2 separate regions of the Mus musculus genome follow, and region 2 is linked to region 1. A link is a loop called in an ENCODE intact Hi-C map of the cell type or tissue named here. Cell type or tissue: left cerebral cortex. All regions are shown on one strand.

Region 1 (8,000 bases):
GCTATTCAAATTCTTTTTAAACTTTCTACTTCAAAAATAAAATATGGGCTGGCAGGAGGGTCAGTGGTTAGAGATGCTTGCTGGCAAGCTTGACAACCTGAATTTGAACCCTGGGACCTGAGAGACTAGGTCTTAGTTAGTTACTATTGCTGAGATGCAACACCATGACCAAGGCAACTTACAGAAGAAAGTATTTCAATGGGGCTTACTTACAGTTTCAGAAAGTTAAGTCTATGGTCATCGTGGTGGGGAATGTAGCAGCAAGCAGGCAGGCAGGCATAGTATGGAAGCAGTAGCTAAGAGCTTACATCCTCATCAGCAAGCAGGAGGAAAAGAGAGTGAGACTGGACCTGTCTTGGGTTTCCTAAACCTTAAAGCCCACCCCCAGTGACATAACTCCTCCAACGGGCCACACCCTACGCCAGCAAGGCCATGTCTCCTAACAGTGTTCAAACATTCCCACTAACTGGGAACTGAGCATTCGACCATGAGACTATGGGACCATTCTCATTCAGACCACCACAGACTAGACATTTGATGCCTGATAGACAGACAGATAGGGAGAGGGGCCATGACTAAGACAGGTAAGTAATAAGGATAAGTCAACTTCCAAGATGGTGGCTTCTTCCTTGCCCTTCTGACCAGAGACCAAAGCCTGGCAGCTTAAAACCAAAGACTAGCAGGCTTTTTTTTTTCTCCAGCCAGTGAGATCAGCATGCTGAAGGACTGGTCAGACAAGTTCAAAGCCAGATGTTTACACCAAAGTTGTAGACCTCTCAGCTACCCTGTCATTTACCCTGACCATCCCTAGATTAGGAGAGGAGGGCCCATCAACTGATGCTTAAACCCGAGCCCCAGATGAGAGACTGCATCTGAGCCCCGCCCCCTCTCTGCATCTGAGCCCCGCCCCCTCTCTGTATCTGAGCCCCGCCCCCTCTGTTTGGCAGAGAGGTTTTTCCCTCTGTGTCTTGCTGTACCTGTGAGTTTCCTCCCCCCAATCAACGTCTTTCTTTAACCGCTGACTCTGCTACTCTGCTGTGTTTGCAATGTCTCTACCTCTATCTGCTGTGCTCAAGACTTTCCTGCCTTTTAATTCTTTATCTTGCAGAGAAAGTCAACCAGTTCAAGACTCCTGTCCCCTGAGGGAGAATCAACTTTTACAGATTGTCCTCTAACCTTCATCCATGCAGTGATACAAGCACACACACACTCATGCACACACTCACGTACACACACACACAAGCTGAAAGAAAAAGAGGAAGTGTCTAATGAAACTGCCCTCCTTAACTATGGTCTCCTGGAGATTCAAACCTTTGTTGGCTCCTGCCCCCTCTAGCCTTCAGCTGCTATTCTCTGGGTCTCAGCCTCTAGAGCTTCCTGCTTCCAGTCCTGACCTTTAACCTCTATCTCCCAGCTTCCTGCCCTCCAGTCTCAGCCTGCAATCTCTAGCTCCCAGCCTCTAGCCTCTTGGCTCTCGCCATCTTCATTTCAGAGGCAATCTTTTTCCATATCCTTAACACTTTCCTCTCTATATATTTTTTTCTATTTGAAATTGTCCAGGACCTTTTAAGATGAGGGCCACTGTTTTACAGGGAATGTTCACCAATTCGAAAATCACTGTGTGACAATTCATATTGTGGAATTCATACAAATGAGGTTTTGAGAAATATGCATATGTTTGGGTTTTTTTAACTTTAAAAAATGTAGCTGGGTAGTGATGGTGCACGCCTTTAATCCCAGCACTTGGGAGGCAGAGGCAGGCAGATTTCTGAGTTCAAGACCAGCCTGGTCTACAAAGTGAGTTCCAGAACAGCCAGGGCTACACAGAGAAACCCTGTCTCAGAAAAAAAAAAAAAAAAAAAGTAGAGCAAAAAGAGAAGACAAATGTACAGCAACCACCATAGGATAATGAGTGTTTATAGGATAATGAGTGTTTATAGGATAATGAGTGTTTGAGGGGTTCTGGCAATTCTCATTTTGAAGGAAAACCAAGGATTTATAGTGACTGCCTCGCTGGCTGCCATGCTGAACTTCCAAAGTCCTTCAGAACACTCATGCCTGCAATCTGCCTTCTGTCCTTTCTTTCTTCTTCTTCTTTTTCTTCTTTTCATTCCATTTTGGTTTGTTTTTATGAGACAAGGCCTAACTCTGTAGCGTTGGCTGGTCTGGCCCTTACTATGCAGCCTGGGTTGACCTAAATCTTAAGATAGTCCTCTTGCGTGAGTCTCTTGGACACCAGTATTAGACATGAACCTTTCACACCTAGCCCTGTGGTTGGTTTTCATTTGCTTAGCACAGATATTCTCTAGATCACCCATGTACATTATCATAAGCCTTACCAAGGGAAACCCAATCCTGTCTTCTCTGCATATTGTAGCTATGCAAATATCTAACAGAAGGACCCCCATCACCATGTCAATAAATGGAAGTAAAATAATGCCCCTCTTTTCTGCACACAGTAGCCTGAAATGAAAGCTTTTATGGGGTTCTGAGTGGTTTTGTTCAGTCTGTAACTTGTAAGTAACAATCATTTATAGAACTATCTTGCTGAGTAAAAGGCTTTCAAAAGTGGCTCCCTTGGGGCTGGAGAGATGGCTCGGCTGTTAAGAGCTCTGCTGGCTGCTCCTCCAGGACCAAGGTTTGACTCCCAACACCTATATGGCAGCTCAAACCATCTGTAATTCCAGTCCCAGAAGAGACAATGCTCTCTTCCACAGGCGCTATAAACGTGTGGTACACAGACCTGCATGCAGGCATAAATGGTTCATGTGTGGGCTGGGGATGTAACTGGTTCCTTTGGTAGAGTAGTTGTTAGCCTACTTATGTATAAGGTCTTGGGTTCGATCTCAGCACTGTATAAACATATTGGCTGGTATATGTCTATGATATAGCACACCAGGAAATTAAGGAAAAATCAGGCGTTAGATGTTATTCTCAGCTACATAGAGAATTCAAGGCCAGCCTGGTTACATGAAACAAACAAACAAACAAACAAACAAACTTGTTATAAACAAACAAACTTGTTATTTAGAAAAACCGAGCATCCCTGTGGCTTTTAATCCCACACAAGATGTCTACCCTTAACAATTTGTTTTCTGAACGCTGGCATTGAGGGCAAATGTAGCATCCTTTGGAAACCCAGAAGCCCATGGATTAAACCAACACCTCAAAACCCATCCCTGCTTCAGTCTCCTACAAGTCTGACTTTTGACCCCAAAGAAACACAGCTTCCCACGTGCCGGAACTCACTAAAGGACCACAGGAACTGGGGATGACTGACAGTCAAAAACCAATGTTTCCAAAGCTGGGAGGAGTTCCACAGATCACCGCCTCCCAGGCTGTCCTTCAGATGGTTTAATGTGCAGAGTCTTAAACCCAGGGTCCAGCCTTGGCTTTTATTTATTTTTAGAATAGTGAAACAGCTTTCCAGCTCAGACATTCAGGTTAAGACATAGGGACCTTTGGCTTTGACCTCCCTGGGGAGCTCGTGGGGGAGGAGGGGCGGTGAGTTTCCTCCTCTGTTCTCCTCCTTTTGTGATTTTCTTGTTCTGGGACAGCAATGCAAGGAAGACCTTCAATTCCTGATCTTTGGCCTCCGACTCTCAAGCTTGGGATGACAGGCATGTACCACCAGGCCAGGCTCATCTTGACAGTGGTCACACTGTCAGTATCCTTAGTGCCCCACCCTCCACCTGCCACCCCCACACCCCCTCCCCTGTTTTCCAGAGCATTCTTATTCAGTAGAGAATTTCTATAGAAACTTCAAGTACTGTTTCCAGGTAGGAGAAATGTAAATGCCAAGGGCATTTCTTTCCAGTTCTTTGTCTAGAACGATTCTAAAACTAAATAAATAGAAGCTTTTGAATCACCCTCTCCCTGACTGTACCTCAATCAGATCTCTGCAACTCCCACCAGCCCCAGGACACCAGGATCTGTGAATGGGGATGGCCAGGAGGCATGGAGCATGCCCTGTGCTACTTACCACCACCCCCAACACACACACACCACACTCATACACAACACACACACAAACACAAACAACACACACACACACCACACTCATACACAACACACACACAAACAACACACACACCCCACACACATACACAACACACACACAAACAACACAGACACCACACTCATACACAACACACACCATACACCACACACACATATACATACCACAAACACACACACACCACACACATACACAACACACACCATACACCACACACACATACCACAAACACACACACACCATACATACAAACACACACACATACACAACACACACCAATACACACAACACACATACACACATCACACACACATACACACACACAAAACACACACAACACACACAAACACAAACAACACACACACACCCCCCTCCCCCTTCCTGATCAAGATCTAATCTCAATGGAGATCTTACTACTAATTAAAAATTATTAGGGATACAAGTTTTTAAAAAAAGAAGTTAAACGGCCTGTGAAGAATTAATTAACATAAACGGAATATGGCAACTTTTACAGACCAGTGGCCAGTTTTATTTAAGAAATAGTGTGGAAATACAACCCAATGATGTTGAGGGAAATCTAGCAATGAATATCAAGTACAAACTCTAATTTTGTTTTCATGGTAACTACTATGAATCCTCACTGGGTTCACTTCAGCTAAAAACTGTAAAAGCTCTCTCTAGATTTAGGATTTTCCAAGGCTGTATTTCACTTTATTTTTTAAATATAAAAATATTGATGTGAGGAGCCAAGACCTCTGTGATGGTCAAGTACAAGATTCTGTAAGCGTTCTGGGTAGTGGCCACAAGGTGGCGCCACAGTGGTATTTCACAAACCTAACAAGGAGCATAGCCGTTAATGGAAATTGATGTCATCCCCAAATACATGAATGCAATATAATGGCTTCCCTGGATGCGATGGGAACTTTAGTCACAGACTTCTGCTTTCCAATGACTCTCATATGTCCATGGTGACGCAGAAATGCGAGTTTGAAAGATTCTATGATTTCCAAACCTCACAGAGAAGAGCTCTAGAGTTTTCAGAACTTTTAGACTTTCTTATTTATTATTTACTTATTCACTGTACATCCTGATTGCAGTCCCTTCTCCTCCAAGTCCCACCTCTACAAGTCCCTCCTTCCATTATCCTCCCCGCACCCCTTCTCAGAGAAGGAGAGCCTAGCTTCTGAGCAGTTTCATCCAGCAGCAGATGGACACACAGTTGCAGAAGCCCACAGCCAAACATCAGGCAGGACTTGTGGAAGAGTGGGGGGTAGGACTGAGGGATCCAGAGGGGCCGAGGACACTGCAAGAAGACCTACAAAGTCAGTTAATCTGGGCCCATGGGGTTCACAGAGTCTGAACCATCAACCAAGCAGGGACTGGACCTAGGCCCCCCTATTCTTTTGGAGCAGATGTGCAGCTTGGTCTTCATGTGGGTCTCCTAACAGTTGCACAGGGGGCTGTCTCTGCCTCTGCTGCCTGTCATTGGCTCCCCTTCCCCTAACTGGACTTCCTGGTTGGACTTCAGTGAGAGAAGATGTGCTTACTCCTGCTGAGACTGGATGCTCCAGGGCAGAGTGGTAACTTTCTGATTTTCTATTAGTGCTTGCCTGCCCATCGGTGGCTGGGTGAAACCCACTCAGCTCATACACTGGTGTCCGTTTCAGCTATGTGGTAACTCTTCACATTGGAGTAACACCGGAGAACAAATAATGTCTGACAGGGAAGTCACGCCCAGGTGACATGGTGTGGAGGGAATTTTGTGAAAGATGGGCATCTGAAGACATCTTGAGAAAGGACTTGATAGATAGCTACCAGCGGAGAAAGCGACGGAGCATCTCAAATGCTCGCACTTGAACTGGCCGCAAGGTTAGGGAGCAGAGGCAGCCGCTGTTAATAGACTGTGCACACAGAAGCCTTCCATTTGATCTCCAGCACAGAATACAACTGGGCGTGGTGTCATAACCTGAAGTTCCGGCATTGCACAGGTGGATCAGATATTCAAGGTCCCCACTTAGCTGCATAGCAAGTTTAAGAATAGCCTGAACTACATTAAGACCCTGTCTCAAAAACAAAACAATAATATAAATAGGGTAGATGTAATACGGAGGAGAACGGGAACCGAGACAAGCGTCAGAGCTTTTTTCTGCCTAGAAAGGGTCTGTGTCTTTTCCTCTAACACCACTCCAGGCCCTATGCTCTGCCCCCACACTTGACAGCTGGCTGGATTTCCTTTCCATTCGTCTCCTGAGGCAGGCTCCTTTAGTTCTTTTCCTGCACCATATGTATTTACCAAAACCAACTGTAACACCCAGGAATACACAATGAGAGTATCTTTCTCCCTAGGTTTTAAAACTTTTTCTTTTTTAAATTTTAATCCAAAATTAAAACTGGAATTAAAATTTTTGGCTAATCACAAGACAGAAAAAATAGAACTGAGGGACTGGGATCTTTAACTTCAGAGTATCTAGACTCAAATATTTATGGTCTAGAGAGGGGAAAAAATGGGATGAATCCACTACTACCAACAGACATGGACTTTGATTTTCGGGTTGCTTGCGATGCTGGCTCCATCTCTAGGTACAGAATGTTCCCAGCTTCAAGAAGACCTTATCATTTAAGACCCAGGTGCTCTCTGTGCCTTCCTTCCTCTCAGGTGTTTAGTGCCAATTAAGTCTAGCTGTGGAGCACTCACCGCCACCGCTAATGTCACAAAAATGGAACTGGAGGCTAATTTTGCTTCTCATGAATAGGTCCCTGTGGTTTCATTTCAAGCCTAATGGAAGGGACGCGCTCCAGCCTTCCCCTCTGTTGTAACTTGCTGAGGCTCACCTTCAGGAATTTCGCTTCCGTTCCGTGTGCGCTATTTCCTGTGTGGGTTTATTGTTGGCTGTTGTTTTCACATATGAGTTCCATTCTATTGTGGATACTCCGTTCTTCAGGAACTACCAGAGTGAGTGATGACTTAACTGCTCATTTTGGGACCTTTATGTTCCTAGGAAGGCCTCCTAGTCCTGCTCAACTTCACTTCCTGCTATGGTGGGCTTCCTTCCGGCTCGCCCATGTTCCCCTTCAGTGTAGGAGAGCAATACCCCAAACCTCTGTGGAAAAGTATGGAAAACATTTTGGGATGGAGTAGTCATTATTTTGCAATCAGACATTGCTGTTTGGCATCAATTTCACAGGGCTTGAAGGAAAACTGAGAATTTGGTGACAGTGAGCGAGCTAGAAGGGGTAGCGTGCCCTGTGACACCACACCGGGGTCGCAAGCACCGTCCCTTCTGAGCGCGTGGATAAGCCAGCTTTGCCTTCCACAGCCGGTCCCGTTGGGAAGGTTGTGTCATTTCAGAAGCGGGTGCGTGTGTATGTCTGTTGCCATGACAACCCAGCAGCTTTTGGTTCAGGCTTCTCAGCCAAGGCATAAATGTACTCTTGAAGTGATGCTTGTCAGAATTTGCCAGACTATTTTCCAGCACCCCTGGATTCACACAAAAGGCTTAGAAGGTTTCCAACTCCATTTAGGGGAGAGACAGGATGAAATTAGTGGTTGGCTCATAAGAGTGGCGAGGGCTGAGAAGTTCTACTCCCCTGCGGAAGGCAGCATGTTCCAGCCTGCCGTTTCAATACTTTGGGCAGTTCTGCATAATTAAAGAAAAAGCCCAAAATCAAATGCCACAAAAAAAAAAAAAAAAAAAAAAAAAAAAAAGCTAATTACCGGAACTGAGGCTTTCTGTTGAGTTCTTGTGACTCATAACTATCTCTGCATTTAATAAGGGGTCATTGTTCCTGCCCGGACTTTATTCTTATTTGGGCTTGTCAAATATGTGTAGGTACTACACCAAAGAAAGCAACTAAAAAGTCAATAGCAGGAGCCAAGAGCATAATCTCTCAGCCAACTCCATGGACTTGTCAGTTCCTGCTTTTGTCTTCATGCCCACTAACCTCGCTGAAAGGATTAAAGCCTGGTCATTTTGCAAGGAAA
Region 2 (8,000 bases), 59 kb after region 1:
CAGCTTGTGCTACCTCCAGCTCCCAAGAGGCTCCCTGAGTGATGAAAGTATAAGACAGAGTTACCCTGTTCATTTCCAGCTGCTTCTATTCCTGTTTGTCAGGCAGCAGACATTTGAGGAAAATCTGCTCTGGGCAAAGAGCATTCCATGCTCCCTGCAGTGAACATGGAGGACCGTTAAGGCAGGCGCCATCTGCCCACAATAGACGTACAGCTTTGCTGGCAAAACAGCACATAAAAAAGACAAGTTACAGTACAAGACAGAATATGACCAGCCCCAGTGAGTTTCATAGGCAGTTAAAGTGTCATAAAAATTTAGGAAAGTAATTTGGAACAGTTTTCACTGATAAGAAATTTGGAGGGATACTTGTTGAAAGAGAAACTATTCCAGCTCAGGGAACAGTGTATGGAAAGAAAGTCTACAACTAGTACAATATATTTTAGCAAACAAATTCAGTATTTATGGAGTCCCTAGTGGGTGAAAAAGCAAGAGAGGGGCCAGAAGGATGGTTCACCAAATAAAGCATTTGTTCACTGTGATAGTTTGTACATGCTTAGCCCAGGGAGTAGCACTATTAGGATGCATGGCCTTGTTGGAGTAGGTGTGTCACTGTGGGCATGGGCTTAAGACCCTCACCCTAGCTGCCTGGAAGTCAGTCTTCCACTAGCAGCCTTCAGATGAAGATGTAGAACTGTCAGCTCCTCCTGTACCATGCCTGCTCGGATGCTGCCATGTCCCCGCCTTGATTATGGACTGAACCACTGAACCTGTAAGCCAGCCCCAATTAAATGTTGTCCTTTATAAGACTTGCCTTGGTCATGGTGTCTGTTCACAGAAGTAAAACCCTAAGACACTCACTATGCAAGCATGAGGACCTGAGTTCAAATCCTCAGGGTTCATGTAAAGCTGTTCATAGCAGCAAGCTCTATAACCCTGGCCTTCCTATAAGACATGGGAAGCAGAGACAGGGGAATCCCTGAAAGCTCACAGGTTGACCAGCCTGGTGTACACAGCTGTAAGCACCAAGAGACTCTGCCCAGGCCAGACATGATGGCACTGGCCTTTAATCCCAGCATTCTGGAGACAGAGTCCTCTGGATCTCTATGCAGTCCAGCACATCCAGGGCTATCTCAGAAAGACAGAGACAGCCAGATGGACAGCCAGCCAGATGGACAGACAGGGACTCTGACTCTACCTCAACCAAGGCTGGGTGTAAGGACTGAAACTCCAGATTCTCCTCTGTAATGGGCTTTCATGCTCACGCTCACATACACAGGTTAATTTAGCAAAGAGGGTGTGGTGATGGTAGGCCATGCCTATAGTCCCAGAACTAAGGGGGCCATAGTAGGAAGATTACTGCAAGTTGGTGGCCCTCCTGGGCCACAAAGAGTCCACTTGAAGCCAAACATGCAGACTTTAATTCTTACTTGGGCTGTTCTCATAGCCAAGGTCTACAGGCTCACATGAACTTCCCAAACCTCAAAAGCCCTCCTGTCATTTTATGCTCTCAGCACAGGTGTTGTCTTAGCACTTACATGATAGCATTCCCACAGAACAACCAAGCAAAGCACCACTAAGAGAACTCATTGTGCCCGTAAAATGGGAAGTCCAAAGAGGCAAAGTCCCAGCCCTCAGCCTCCAGCCCTGGAGCTGGCTGCCCTTGGGTGTGGCAGAAGGAAACCTGATCTGAGGGCGAGATGACCTTGACCATCATCAGCAGAAGGACAGCAAGAACATCTTGCAAGTGGAGGTTTTAGTTTACTGCTTTGTTGCCTGTACTTAAAATTATAGGTTGTGTGTGGCCGGGAAAGGCCTTCCAGAAGAGATAAGTAACAAGCTATTTTAGGATGACTCTTCCCATGACATAAATTATGGTTTGGAGAGGAGAGAGTTTGGAGGTACCAGAGGCTAATTAGAAAGAGACAGCCCAGTCTGCATGGAGGCCAGGGAGAGAGGGAACAAGAAGCCACAGACCGGAGAGACCAACTCCTTTCAAACATATAATATCACCGTCTAGCCTGGCATTCAGGGCCGTGGACCGAAGAGTTTTCATGGTTAAAGGTAATATTCACAATTTGGGAGAAGTGGGAGAAAAGAAGTGTTTCAACTGTTTGCTAGGATAGGTTCTGAGCAGGTAAGGAGCTGAGGGCCCAGCCCAGGGAAACACACTTCCTTTGTGTGTAGGAAGCCCTCAGTTCCACCCAACTTCTGCAAAACAGGGGTTTGAGGGGGCTTGCTAAAATGGGTTCTATAACTGCAGCTCTGGAGTAAAAACCTTGGCTCCAGCTCTCTCACCAGGTAAGGCTTGTCCAGCCATCCCAACAGCCAATTAAAGAGACAAGGAATGGAGACAAGTGGAGATCAGGTGACATTGGGAAGAACAGAAAGGGGCAGTCACTCAAGTCCATCTCTGGGTACAGAACAGGGGAGAGTGGGGAGTAGAGGTCTAGTCAATCACCCAGCCCCGCTCGAGGTCTCCTCGTTGTCTCAGTTCTGCGTCTGAAGAGTGGTCCAAAGAAGTTCGTATTGCTTGAGGGGGACAAGCAGGGTCTCAGGAGGTGGTCACTTCTTGCGGTTGTGGATAACCGCTCTCACCTGGGGCAGGGGGAAGGCTGAGGGCTGTGTTCTGTCCTGACTTTGTTCTTCCTTGAATCCAAGGTGATTTTAAGCGATTTAATCTCAATAACTTCATCCTTGAAGCGGCACTGAGCTAGCTTTGGCAGACATACACGTGTTAGTGATTCTCATGCCTATGTGTGTGTGCGCGTGGGGCGCGGGGGGAGGGGTGTCAATCAAAAGCCTGAACCAAGGTTAAGGGATGGACACAGAATGAAGGCATAGGTGACAGGCTTTTAGTGACACTGTGGGTGAGCAAAACCAGCTGCTGAGTGCCTGTTACTGCACCATATGGTCAAGACAGGAGATTATGAGCAGGCAGATGTAAAAGGGTGATGTCACTCTTCCTGGCCATGTGAGTGTTGTGAGAACCTAGTGCTGTGGAGAGGGGTGCCAAAGGTTTAGGGAGCCTGAAGTTGCACTTGGCTAGACGTTTTCACTTGGAGTCTGAAGAATGAAAGAGGAAAGACCTCCATCAGTCTTGCTCTGGTGGAGGCAGACTGGGAGACCTGGAGCTCCCAAGCCCCACTGGGCAGGCTTCTCCTCGACTCCTGCCTTGCAGCCATCCTTTGGTTGCCATGGTGACCACAGCAGACAGTGTGCAGATTCTCTCCAGTTCTCAAACCCCTCCCACAGACTACCATGTGTAGCCAATATGCCTCATGTAGCAATTAAAAGGAAAGATGATACCCACGCCTTCTCTAAAACGGTGGTAGTCTCAACTCTCCAGATAACAACCAAGTGGGCTGAGATAAACACAGAATTCTCTGCATCCCTTTATGGAACTGACACCCGAGTGCATAAGTGCAGATGTGGGTTTACACACTGATATGAGCATGCTAACTCAGAAGATATGTTTCTGAGAAGACAAAAATAAAAAACAAACGACCTGTATAGAACTGTCACCATTACGAGAAAGAAGCAAGTTGAAGAAAGGACATAGACTACAATCCTATCCATACGTGTTAATTCGTCCAAGGATTCCTGTGCCCTTGGGTAACATGTGTCCTTCATCTGTAGTACAAATTCTCTAACCTTCTGTTGTTCTTTCTGGCTTTGTTTAAGATGATGTTTTAGGTAGGGTTACTATTGATGTGATACCCTTACCAAAAGCAACTTGGGGAGGGAAGGGTGTATTTGGCTTACGTATCCCCAAGTCACAGTTCACTGAGGGAAGCCAGGGCAGGAACTCAAACAGGGCAGGATCCTGGAGGCAGGAGCTGATGCAGAGGCCATGAAGGGGCACTGCTTACTGGCTTGCTCCTCATGGTTTGTTCAGCCCAATTTCCTCTAGAACCCAGGACCACCTGCCCAGAGATTTCAATGAGTACAATGGACAAAGTACTCCCAATAAATCATTAATTAATTGTAACAATTAGAAGGAAAATACACAATTGCTTGCCTACAGCCATATCCTACTTACAAAGGCTTTTTTTTTTTCAGTTGAGATTCCCTCTTCTCAGATGACTTTAGCTTAGGTCAAGTTGACATTAACCTATCCAGGATAAACAAGAGTCTCCTGTAGCTCAGGCCAGTCTCCAACTCAACACATGGCTGAGGATGACTGAATTTCTGATCCTTCTGCCTCTACTTCCCAAGTGCAAAGCCATGCACAGTTCCCTTATGCTTGCTTGCTTTTTTTTTAAAGATTTGTTTGTTTGTTTATTTATTTATTTAATGTATATGAGTACACTGTAGCTGTACAGATGGTTGTGAGCCTTCATGTGGTTGTTGCGAATTGAATTTTTAGGACCTCTGCTCACTCTGGTCAACCCTGCTTGCTCCGGTCAGCCCCGCTCACTCAGACCCAAAGGTTTATTTATCATTATACATAAGTACACTGTAGCTGTCTTCAGACACACCAGAAGAGGGCTTCAGATCTCATTATGGGTGGTTGTCAAGCCACCATGTGGTTGCTGGGATTTGAACTCAGGACCTCTGAAAGAGCAATCGCTCTTAACCATTGAGCCATCTTGCCAGCCTGCCCCTTATGCTTTCTTTTTCTAACTTTTATTTTGTAAAATTTATACATTCACAGAAAGTTGCACAAACAGTGCAGAGATCTCATGACCCTTTTATCACATGGTCATATTTCATATATCTATGATAAAACCTAAAAACCAACACTGATCCAAAGTGTAGAAGTGGAAGAAAGGCTAGGTGGGTGTATGGGTATAGGGGTGTGTGTGTGTGTGTGTGTGTGTGTGTGTGTGTGTCTGTGTGTGTGTATGCAGATATGGATATCTCTGTGCATTTATGTCTGTGGGGGTATAGGTGTGGGTGTGTCTATGTTGGTGTGTGTATGTGTCTGTGTGTATAGATATAAGTATAGATATAAGTATAGATATATAAGCAGGATACTGTTTCATAGATGTGCAGATGTCAGCCTGTACCCACCACCACAAATAAAATACAGAGTATTCCCAAGAAATCCTTCCTGGGACACCTTCAGAGTTACCCACCACTTCCCCTAGCCTCATTCATTGTCCTCATCTCTGATCAGTTTAAGATTGTCTTGTATGTGAGACTACGGTATAAGTCTATGGTACTGCAGATGTCCTTTTGAACATGGCTTTTTTCACTCAGTGTGTGGCTCTCAGGATCTGCCTGCTTTATTTGGTGTCCAGATTCCCTCCTTCCACATCCACTGTCTGGTTGGATATATCTTGTTTAGCAATTCACCTACCATAGGACATTGCTGTATCCTCAGTGTTCACGTATGGGTGGTGAGTGAATGTTTAGTTTGAGGGGAAATGTCAACCTGGTCCCTGGAGCAGCCACGTATGCTGCCATTCCCACCAGCAGTGCCTTTGTGCTTTTATCAACACTTAATACTGATGGTAGTTTTTATTTCTGTTGTATTGCATTTTATCTCAACTCTGTTTCCAAATAATAACAGTGATAAATTCATTTGTGTGTCTGTACGGTATATGTACATGTTTGTATGTGCTCTTGTATGTGCATGTGTGCACATATGTGTACACATATGTGGAGGCCAAAGATCAGTGTCCCTGTCTTTTTTGATTACTCTCTACCTATTCCTTTGAGGAAAAGTTCTTAGTGAACCCAGAGCTCACCACTGAACTGCCCAGTGAGTTCCTATTGCCACCTCCCAGAACTGGAAATGTAGACACATGCTATCACAGTCAGCTTTTTAAGACCCTGTGAGCCCAAGATATATTCTGAACTCTGTTTTGCCCTGTTCCCCAACTGTTTTGCCCTGTTCCCCAACTCCAGCCTGTTCTCAGAATTTTACCAAGCTGGTTTGAATCGATCATGCTCCTACCTCAGTCATCATACCCAGCTCTTTTCATGGTAACTTTCATGTCTTTAAGCTTTTCCTTTTATCTTTTCTTCCTTTGTCTCCCTTTGCTAAGGTGGACATTGCGCTCAGTTTACTTTGACTTCACTAGTTTATTTTCTCCTCAGTGTTTAATTTGTCAGTAATCAAATATTCATATGACTTTCACTTTTGCTATTTTCTTATTCAGAAGTGCTCCTTTCCAAACTTGCTTAGTTATTTTATGGATATTGGTTCTAATTTTCTGCACATATTTTCAAACTTGCTTTCTCTCAGTTTATTAGCTCTGATCATTTTCAAGTTTGTGTCTCATGATTTTATTTTATGAAGAGTGGGGTCTTTCTCTACTTTTCTAAAATATTGTTGGTGGGCCATTGATGTTCTTATTTTTAAGAATGTTATAAAATAAAACGTAGCTAAAGAACTGTAAACTAATAAAAGAATGGCTACTGAATTATTGGAAGGCAAACACTGTTGTCACTGCCATCTGAATGTAGAATTTGGACTTGGTAGGAAACCCCTGCATTGGCAGTAAGTACCACAGAAACCCCTCCATTTGGCCTGTACTTATCCTGTGGATGAAATAATGTTTTTGAGAATTCAGGATTTTTTGGTTTCTTTAAAAAAACACAGAACTATAATATATTTTTGTTTTAATCCCAGGTGTGGGGATGTGCGGTGGCTTCGCGGCCGTTGATTTATCATTTGCCTCATATTCTAGCAGAGGCAAAGACTTGCTGGGTGCAGATGGCTTCTGCGATTGTATGGCTTTTGGCATTCTGAGAATTTTTTAGAGGGTTTATAAATGCTAAGACCCCAGTAGATGGTGAGTGGGTACTTGTTTGTCATTGAAGGGAGTGGGCTTAGTAGTAGTCATGCTCAAAGAAGAAACAAGGGGAAAGATTCTCTTCCATCCTTCTTTCTGTCCTATCCAGTGATAAGGGGTGAAACCAGGGGGATAAAGGGTGGGAAAAAAGAAGAACCCACAAAGTAGCAAAGACCAGCTACAAGTAAAGAAGAAACAAGAAGAAAAATTAGGTCCAGAGATCTCTATCTCTCCCCCCCCCCCCCTTATTCTTCTTTCTCTCCTATCTACTGGCAGGGGATGAAACCAGGGGGATAAATGTTGGTAAAAATAAATAAATAACCCACAAAATAGTAAAAGAATAGCTACACACGGACACACTAATTTTCCTGTGTCTTGTGAGAATTTCCAACTCTAGAAATTTCCAGAATTTCAGATGATCACAACTGAAGATGAGCACTCTGAAACACGTACTAAGTCAGCCGCAACTGAAACTAGAAGACTGTCTCCCATAGGCATGGTGTACAACTGACTCACACAGATACAGTTGCCCCCCCCCCCGGCCACCCCGCCACCAGAGATACAGCTGCCTCCCACAGGCGTGGCCTGCAACTGGGCCAAAGTATGAGAAGGACAGTATCACCCGTCGCCCTGTTTGACTCCAGTGCAACTTCTCAACTAAACAGAAGTAGAGGCTCTGAGACCAAGCTTCATGTGTCAAGTCACGATTCTTACTACCAAGATAAAATGCCTGACAAAGGCATCATAAGACATGTAGAATGTGTTCTGGCTCACTGTCTGAGGGTACACTCCATCATCATGGGGGAAGCATGGTGTCAGAACAGTGAGGCAGCTGTCATATTGCACCTGCAGTCAGGAGGAGAGAGAGTGGGGAAGGTGAATGTTGATGCTCAGTTTATTTCCTTAGTCTAGGACCCAATGTCACGGATGGTGCTGCCCACGTTCAGGGTGGATCCTCCTCCTACAGTCAGTTCAACCCTTCTGGAAACACCCTCAGGGACACACACACAGCAGCCGTGTGTGTCGTGGTGATTCTAAGTCCAGTCAAGTTGACAGTGAAGGCTGTCATATTTCCTACCAAAAGCTCCCCTCTCTCTATGCCCATCAGGTGCCAAGATCTGACCTGGGAGCCCTGTAGCATCAGTCAACTAGATTCACATACAGCTCTCTGCAGCCTCACTGTGGAGACATCTCGAAAACCCCTTCTTTAACTGCAGTTGTACATCATCTGTGTTATTACCTCAGAGCCTTCAGAGA

Evidence for each region. A loop is a pair of places that touch in the nucleus more often than their neighbours do. Peaks named below come from ENCODE experiments on the same cell type or tissue, not always from the same donor. Only the 100,000 strongest peaks of a DNase experiment are listed, where the experiment ranks them.
Region 2: it touches region 1 in a loop (3-fold over the local background); 2 of 42 quality-filtered maps call a loop at or near these places.

Annotation. Positions count from the first base shown.
Region 1 is chr13:24,514,247-24,522,246 of GRCm38, forward strand. It overlaps a transcript of Ripor2 not described here. Among named protein-coding and RNA genes, the nearest start is that of Gm22013, 31 kb to the left of the region's middle. In left cerebral cortex, a CTCF peak has its summit at 4,813 (motif pointing right); DNase peaks (open chromatin) are centred at 4,822, 6,209 and 7,431; H3K4me3 peaks cover 201 bases.
Region 2 is chr13:24,573,651-24,581,650 of GRCm38, forward strand. It overlaps a transcript of Ripor2 not described here. Among named protein-coding and RNA genes, the nearest start is that of Ripor2, 61 kb to the right of the region's middle. In left cerebral cortex, no CTCF peak of the experiment used is centred here; DNase peaks (open chromatin) are centred at 3,239 and 3,754; H3K27ac peaks cover 1,267 bases.